2 separate regions of the Homo sapiens genome follow, and region 1 is linked to region 2. Evidence: read pairs that join two places in POLR2A ChIA-PET (ENCODE). Cell type or tissue: K562. All regions are shown on one strand. Each heading gives the region's core, and the rest is flanking DNA. Links, peaks and the distances in the headings are about the cores only. Region 1 overlaps STEEP1 (STING1 ER exit protein 1). Region 2 overlaps SEPTIN6 (septin 6).

What was found. Peaks named below come from ENCODE experiments on the same cell type or tissue, not always from the same donor. Only the 100,000 strongest peaks of a DNase experiment are listed, where the experiment ranks them.
Region 1: POLR2A ChIA-PET joins it to region 2 with 5 read pairs; 18 of 35 experiments call an interaction of 5 or more read pairs at or near these places.

What each region holds. Positions count from the first base shown.
Region 1 is chrX:119,559,251-119,563,643 of GRCh38, forward strand. STEEP1 (STING1 ER exit protein 1) reads right to left here. Exons shown (of 7, transcript NM_022101.4): 2 at 1,018-1,135. Among named protein-coding and RNA genes, the nearest start is that of STEEP1, 4.0 kb to the right of the region's middle. In K562, for the core only: no CTCF peak of the experiment used is centred there; no DNase peak of the experiment used is centred there.
Region 2 is chrX:119,683,175-119,687,567 of GRCh38, forward strand. All of the region lies in intron 1 of SEPTIN6 (septin 6), which reads right to left. Among named protein-coding and RNA genes, the nearest start is that of SEPTIN6, 7.8 kb to the right of the region's middle. RefSeq lists enhancers at 2,447-2,676, 2,947-2,996, 3,027-3,076. In K562, for the core only: no CTCF peak of the experiment used is centred there; a DNase peak (open chromatin) is centred at 2,207; H3K4me3 peaks cover 884 bases.

The DNA of each region.
Region 1 (4,393 bases), core at 135-4,134, 120 kb before region 2:
TACAGATTAAGGCCAAACTTGTCCACTTCAGCACTTTACTCTGTCCTCACCCTAGTATGCATGATGCCGTTCCTGTAAAGTAACCTGTGCTCCAGTCACAAACGACAATTCAGGTTTCTAAAGCACACCATGTTTGATGCTTTTAATGCTTCCATATTCCTTCCACCTGGAATGCTCTTCATTCCCTTCATCTACTTGGTGAAATCCTAGTTCAGGCTAAACACAAATGCCATCATCTTTTGAAGCCTTTCCTGGCCACCATTCAGGACAAATGACCCACTCCCACCTGTTTTTCCTTTCGTTCAGAAGACCAGTATTTTTTCCTATCACAATAGGAGTCATTCCCTCAAAGTCATGAGCTCTTTAATGGTAAAAATCATACCTTATTCATCTTCACAGATCCAGTACCTAGCTCAGTGCCTGGCACACGGTATGCTCCACAAGATTACAGGTTGAATGAACTCATTCAAACCTGTAAATTGTAAACAAACTACGGCTATCAAATGGCAATGGAGGGGCCGGGCACAGTGGCTTATGCCTGTAATCCCAGCACTTTGGGAGGCCAAGGAGGGAGAATCACTTGAGGCCAGGAGTTCAAGACCAGCCTGGCCGACATGGTGAAACTGCGTCTCTACTAAAAATACAAAAATTAGCTGGGCGTGGTGGCGCACGCCTGTCATCCCAGCTACTGGGGAGGCTGAGGCAAGAGAGTTGCTTGAATCTGGGAGGTGGAGGTTGCGGTAAGCCGAGGTCACACCACTGCACTCCAGCCTGAGCAACAGAGTGAGTGAGACTCCATCTCAATTAAAAAAAAAAAGCAATGGAATCACATGTGAGCACCATTTCAACAAAGCACAATAAAGATATTACTACATTAACAGAAGTTAGAAAACCACCACAAATGTCAAAGTATTGGGACCAACTGACCTGTTCAACAATAGATGTGATATTTATATTATTCAGAAACAGACTCCAACACAATAGGGAAATCCTAAACAGGGAGCATCAACCTCTTACCTCCGCAGATACATAGTCTCCTCATCTTCTGTGTTACAAAACTTATGGGCATGTTTGGCAGCATCAATCACACGGGACCGGTCCCGGGGCCTCATGGGCAATTTCTCTAACTGGCAGTCTGAAGGAATGGAGAGATTTGGTCACTAGAGTCATGGCAAAATATAGCAAATGAGTCACTGCAAAATATCCTGAGAAGTTTTGAGTGGGATCCCTAGCACTAGAATTTTCTACTACAATTACTATGCTTATTGAAACCTATTATTGAATGTTCCAACTAAAAATGACTTGCTATCAGGAGACCTTGGTATTTGGACCCAGCTCTCTTACTACCCTGGTGATCTTTGGCAAATCACTTCCTCCTTTGGAGACTTTTGCCTCATTTGAAAGATGAGTTAGATGATATTATCTCAAAAGTCCTTCCCAATACTGCAATTCAGGTTTCTGTAAGTATTTCTGTGATCATAGTACACTTGGTTTGTGTTATAATGCATTAGAATCAGGAGACACAATCAAGCATACTGGAATGCCTACAAGGAAGCACTGGGAAAAGTGGGTATGTGCTAAGAAAAGGAGAGAGGCTGGGCGTGGTGGCATGCACCTATAGTCCCAGCTACTCAGAAGAATGAGGCAGGGCGATTGCTTGAGACCAGGAGTGCAATGCTGTAGTGTTCCATGATTGTGCCTGTGAATAGCCACTGTACTCCTGCCTGGGCAACACAGCAAGACCCTGTCTCTGTTTTACAAAAAAAAAAAAAAAAGAGGCCAGGCGAGGTGGCTCATGCCTGTAATCCCAGCACTTTGGGAGGTCAAGACGAGCAGATCACCTGAGGTCAGTAGTTCAAGACCAGCCTGGCCCAGCTACTTGGGAGGCTGAGGCGAGAGAATTGCTTGAACCCAGGAGGTGGAGGTTGCAGTGAGCCAATATTGTGCCACTGCACTTCAGCCTGGGCAACAGAGCGAGACTCCGTCAAAAAACAAAAAAAAAGGAAGAGAGAGGGTGATTATATAGTATGCAAATGATCCATCCTAGTTGGAGGAATTTTAATCTGAAAACAATGAAAACACAGTAAACAAATTAGGTACAGTTGTAAAGCAGATTGAAAATTGATATAATGGGCCAGGTGCGGTGGCTCACGCTTGTAATCCAGCACTTTGGGAGGCTGAGGTGGCAGGTGGATCACCTGAGGTCAGAAGTTCGAGACCAGCCTGGCCAACATATAGCGAAACCGTCTCTACTAAAACATACAAACATTAGCAGGGCGTGGTGGCACACACCTGTAGTCCCAGCTAGTTGGGAAGCTGAGGCAGGAGAATCGCTTGAACCCAGGAGGCAGAGGGTTGCAGTGAGCTGGGATCACACCACTGCACTCCTGCCTGAGCAACAGAGGAAAACTCCGTCTCTCAAAAGAAAAAAAAAAGAAAAAAAAAGAAAATTTATATAATGCAAATTAAGCACCTAAAGGATCACAGAGAAAGTCAAGTGGTCAGAGTAATTCAAGATGAATAGAGGAGGTGAAGAGAGGAGTTAGAGAACACTAGGCAGTTTACATGTCAGCTCATTTACTCTTCACAATGAATGGTTAAAGTAAAGATTTGTTGTTCCTATTTTAAAGATGAAGGAACTGAGGTTAAAAAGGGTAAGAGATATACCATGCATCTAATAAGAAGCAGAACAAGAATTCAGACCCAACTCTAAGTGATTCAAAAGCACATGCTGTTTCCACCACACCTCCTTACCAAGAATTAATTTCTTCGATAAATACGTGAGGGCCCTCTAGGTAGCAGGCACTGTTCTAACACTGTGCTAAAGATTCAGCAAACAACAAAGCAGATAAAGTCTCCGCCCTGGCCGGGCACGGTGGCTCACGCCTGTAATCCCAGCACTTTGGGAAGCCAAGACAGGTGGATCACCTGAGGTCAGGAGTTCGAGACCAGCCTGGCCAACATGGTGAAACCCCGTCTCTCCTAAAAATACAAAAATTAACCGGGTGCGGTTGCTCACGTCTGTAATCCCAGCACTTTGGGAGGCCGAGGCTGGCGGATCACCTGAGGTCGGGAGTTTGAGACCGGCCTGACCAACATGGAGAAACCCTGTCTCTACTAAAAAAATACAAAATTAGCTGAGCATGGTGGTGCATGCCTGTAATCCCAGCTACTCGGGAGGCTGAGGCAGGAGAATCGCTTGAACCCAGGAGACGGAGGGTGCAGTGAGCCGAGATGGTGCCACTGCACTCCAGCCTGGGCAACAAGAGCGAAACTCCGTCTCAAAAAAAAAAAAAAAAATTAGCCAGACATGGTGGCAGGTGCCTGTAATCCCAGCTACTCAAGAGAATCACTTGAACCTGGGAGGCAGAGGTTGCAGTGAGGTGAGATCGCACCATTGCACTCCAGCCTGGGCTACAAGAGCTAGACACTGTTTCAAAAAAAAAAAAAAAAAGTTCCGGCCCTGATGAAGCTTACATTCTAGTGGAAGAGGCAACATATTTTAAAATAATTATAATATGATTTTGGGTAATGATAAGTGCTAAATATTAAGCAGGGTAAGAGGACAAAGTGACAGGGATGCTGTTTTAGATAAGGTAATCAGGGAAGGGTTCTCTAAGGAAATTACATTTTAGCAGAGACCTGAATGAAGTAAGGGAGGGATTGAGGGAAAAGTTTTTGGGGCAGAAGAAATACCAATTAAAAAGGCACTGGGGGGCAGGAACACTTTTGACATGATGGAGAAAAAGCAAAAAGGCCACTGTGGCTGAAGTGCGATGAGCAAGAGGAAGACTGTTAGGGAATGAAGCCTGAGAGGTAGCCACAGGCCTGATCAAGGGTCTTGGTATGGATGGACTTTGGTTTTATTCTCAGTGTTATATGAAACCATTGGTTTTGAACAGGACTCTGGCTACTATGTGGAAAAGAGTGGAAGCAACGAGAGCAAGAGACTATTGTGCCAATCCAGGTGAAAGATGGTAGTAGCTTGGACTACAGTGTTAGAAGTGGAGGTGGTAGGCCGGCCGTGGTGGCTCATGCCTGTAATCCCAGCACTTTGGGAGGCCTAGGTGGGTGGATCACTTGAGGTCAGGAGTTCAAGACCAGTCTGGCCAACATGGTGAAACCCCATCTCTACTAAAAATACAAAATTAGCCGGGCGTGGTGGCACATGCCTGTAATCCCAGCTACTAGGGAGGTTGAGGCAGGAGAATCGCTTGAACCTGGGAGGTGGAAGTTGCAGTGAGCCGAGATCGCACCACTGCACTCCAGCCTGGGCAAGAAGAGCGAAACTCCATCTCAAAAAAAAAAAGAAAAAAAAAAAAACTAGCCGGGCCTGGTGGCGCACACTACTTGGGAGGCTGAGGCAGGAGAATCGCTTGAACCTGGGAGGCGG
Region 2 (4,393 bases), core at 181-4,180:
CGCAGGAGGCGGAGGTTGCAATGAGCTGAGATCGCACAACTGCACTCCAGTCTGGGCAACAGAGGGAGACTCTGTCTCAAAACAAACAAACAAACAACAACAACAAAAATGCTAGGAAAGAAAAGAAACACTGAAACCGGACTCTCTTCAGTCACCTACTGGTGGGCCCAAGCTCTCACACCTCCCTTTTCTCCATTTCCACTCTCAGCCCTGAACACTGATGTCTGAAAGACCGTGCAAATCTCCAAGACTATGAATCATCGGTTCAGTGATACATGATGGAATATTAAGCAGCTGAGAAAAATGTTTTCTAAGAATATTTAATGACAAAAGGAAATGCTCACCAAAGGCAAACAACAACAGGAAAACCAACCTGTATACACAGGGTCATCCCAATGATGGGGGAAAATACACATTTTTTAAAAGATTAGAAGAACACATGCCAAAATAATGTCAGTGATTTCTTTTGGGTAGAGAGGTTGTAGGTGATGTTGCTTTTCTGGGTTTTCCAAATGTTCTACAATAGGCATATTTTACTTTTATAAACAGGGAAAATGTTACTTTTTTAAAAAAGATTCTATGATGATACTTTCCTGGGTAGGAAAGTGGCCTCAGGTATTTTAGAAAAATATTGAACTACAACCAAAAAGGTGCCTGACAATTTGGGTCATCAGAGCATTTAGCTTTCAGGCAGTTTTATTGTATATAAAACATTTATTTTACCAGAAATACAATAAAACCCTATTAGTCTCCTTATTATAACTTCTTTTTTTTTTTTTTTTTGAGACAGTGTCTCACTCTGTCAACCAGGCTGGAGTGCAGTGGCGCGATCTCAGCTCACTGCAACCTCTCCCTCCTGGTTTCAAGCGATTCTCCTGCCTCAGCTTCCTGAGTAGCTGGGATTACAGGTGTGTACCACCACACCCAGCTAATTTTTGTATTTTTAGTTTAGTAGAGATGGGGTTTCACCATGTTGGCCAGGCTGGTCTAGAACTCCTGACTTCAGGTGATCCACTCGCCTCGGCCTCCCAAAGTTCTGGGAATATAGGCGTGAGCCACTGTGCCCAGCCCCCTTATTATAACTTATTATTACATATTATATATATAACTTATTGTCATACAGTATAATTTCTTATTATAATGATTCATGTGAACCAGAAGTCAAATCATATATCCTGAAACATGTAGCAAAAAGTCTTGATGAAACAATCAGGTAGCTGATAGCTTCCTCTGCTGCCTCCAATGCTGCCAAGGATGCCGCTGTATTATGTCATAAGAACCACAAAAGCACTGATAAGTTCCCAGAGGTTTTTTTTTTTTTTTTTTTTTTCTGAGATGGAGTCTCACTCTGTCTCTCTCAGGCTGGAGTGCGGTGGCACGATCTCAGCTCATTGCAACCTCCGTCTCCAGGGTTCAAGTGATTCTCCTACCTCAGCCTCCCGAGTAGCTGGGATTACAGGCGCCCACCACCACATCCAGCTAATGTTTGTATTTTTAGAAGAGACGGGGTTTTGCCATATTGGCCAGGCTGGTCTCGAACTCCTAACCTCAGGTGATCCGCCCGCCTCAGTCTCCTAAAGTGCTGGGATTACAGGTGTGAGCCCCCGCACACAGCCAAGTTCCCACAGGTTTTAAAAACAATTCTCAAATGCATCCAACACATCAAATATCAGAATGTCCCTCATGCTAATTAAGCCAGGCTAAGAGGAAACTGAGTAGTAGCAATGCCCTATCCTGGGAAAGAGAAATGTGGGGGCTGTTCTAAGGAGAAATAAGGCCTGCAAAAGCTGGCAGCACCCCCAAGGGGCCTCAGAAATGCCCTTCAGTTGGGGAGCAGTTGTGCTGAAGAAGCACAAGACAGACTATCCTTACCAGACAGAGGAGGAGGCCCATTTTTGGCAAATCCAATAGATGAAACTGATTTTAATACACAAGATAAATTCCAGAGTGGCTTTTCATTCTATAAAAGGATTCACAGCAGGATTCCATTAAGTAGCCGGCTCTTCTACTGCATTGAAAGCAGGATTCAATAGACAAACATTCAGCTGTCATGTACCTTTATAGGAAGACAATAGCTATCTACACCTACATGGACAGGCAATATCTGAAGGGTTGTTTCTGTTCCACTTACCGAGAGCCTGCTGAGCTAAAAGCATAGATCGACCTTCCCTACGACTCTCTCCCCACCCAGCTCAAGGGGTCAAAGCAGGGAAGGGGTGGGGTTCAATTCTGCCACCTCATTCGGAAGCAGACGCAGGCAAGGACCTAAAAGAAATGAGGCTGGAGAAAAAGGAAACATAAGCACCATACAATGTTAGAGCTGGAAACGCCCTTAAAGATCACCTAATCCAGCCCTTTCGTTTCACAAAAGGGGAAACAGAGACTCACAGAGAGGAAGTGACTTGGCTCACGTCACAGACTGATTTAGTGACAGAGAATAGTGCTAGGATCCAGGCCCCTGTCGAGCCAACGGCCACTCTCAAATGGAAAAGCTGACTCAAGTGGCACATGTGTTTCTTTAGACTGGTAAAATTCCGGGACATTGAGCTTCTGGCTTGATGCTGGTCAGGGGCAGAAGGGTCAAGGAACCGAATCTGGAAACCCGTGAGCTCCCCAAGGTGGTTCTGGCCCACAGAAGGCAACTGAAGCAGTCAATGCGGTGGAAGGCACTCATTGTGTGTTCCTGCTCTCTACTCACTTCCCCACTTTTTCCTCCTGTTTCCCTCTCTTTTGACTGCGGCCTAAGTCTCAGCCTGGCCAGCTGCCCAGTTCTGCTGAAGAACCCCAAGACTAACACAAGCCTAAGTCTAGGTCAAATATCCCCACCTCAGGCCAGGGGTGACCCTTGCTCAGGGTGAGTGAAACTTTCCCACAAAAGCCAGCCAGATTCCCTGGAAGCCAGACAATTGAAAGAGAGTTTTCTAGGTGTTCTGGCTATTGTTACCTCCAATCTGCTAAAAAAGAAAAGGTTTACCCACAGGCCTCTGGGTGAATGCCCAACTGCCCTCTGGGGAGCCTGAATTTGCCTCTGCCTCCATCTGGTCTTGTTTAATGGGGATCTGAAAAAAACCCAGTTCCTGCCTCAGCGCCAGTGTTCAGAGCTGGGGGCCTCCAATGTGAAAGGAAACCGAACACGACCTCACACCTCATCAGGGCCAGGAAAACAGAGTTCTGCCCCGTTACCCCAGGGCCTTCATTCCGGGTCAGAGAGGGCCATGGCAGGGGAAACCTGAGCCCTGAGGCCTCTCGCTGAGAAGGCCTGCAGATCTTTTCCCTGGTCACCTTTAAGTGAGTGGAAGGGCCGGCTGAGAGCGCGCTGCATAATTCAGCAGATGGCTGCCTCTAATGAGAAGACACTGAAGAAGAGGATAACATTATTTCTCACCCTCCTGAGCATGTGGCCTCCTTCCTCTGTGCAGGCGGCAGAGAAACCCACGGTTTCAAATCCCAGCAGCAGAAGCCTCCTCCTGCCAAACTGAGGAGGAAGGGTCTGTGTTTCTAATTTATTCTGCGCCCCCCACTCCAGTTGTTACTTAAAATAATCCATCATTACATGGCTGGTGGCTCCAAGATTTTTATTTAAAGCAATATGGAGAAGAAAAAATAAAAAAGAAAACCCACACAACCCGTGACTGTGCTATATTGGATTTAAGCTGAGAATCTTTTTAATATCAGAGAGTCTCCGAATCACCCTAGTATACTCTTCCCTGGGCCCTATGGGAGTGCTGAGGGAGTGTAGTGAAAAGAGGGGGAAGAGAGGTCATGGCAGGATTTTGATGTCTTAGAAACATCATGAAAAGACAAGTGTTTTTAAACAAGGAATCTGTGTCATCTGGTGGGTGTTTAATCGTATCACCCACTGACCAGCAATAGCACTTCGGACTAAGTAACTTGGTCTCCCTACACCCATTAAATAAAGGGAACAGTAATACTTGTCCAGGAAGCCATTGGGGAAAATGAAATCATACAGATGGAAGCATTTCGAGATCGTTGAAAGAAACATGTTATATATATCCATGGCTTTCCTTCTTTCCTTCTTTTTCCTTCTTTCCTTCTTTCTTTCTTTCATCTGTCTTTTTTTTTTTTTCTTTTTTGAGACGGAGTCTCACTCTGTCGCCCAGGATGGAGTGCAGTGGCACAATCTCGGCTCACTGCAAGCTCCGCCTCCCGGGTTCACGCCATTCTCCTGTTTCAGCCTCCAGAGTAGCTGGGACTACAGGCACCCGCCACCACGCCCGGCTAATTTTTTAATTTTTAGTAGAGATGGGGTTTCACCGTGTTAGCCAGAATGGTCTGGATCTCCTAACCTCATGATCTGCCCGCCTCGGCCTCCCAAAGTGCTGGGATTACAGACGTGAGCCACCGCACCTGGCCTCATCTGTCTTGAATGTAG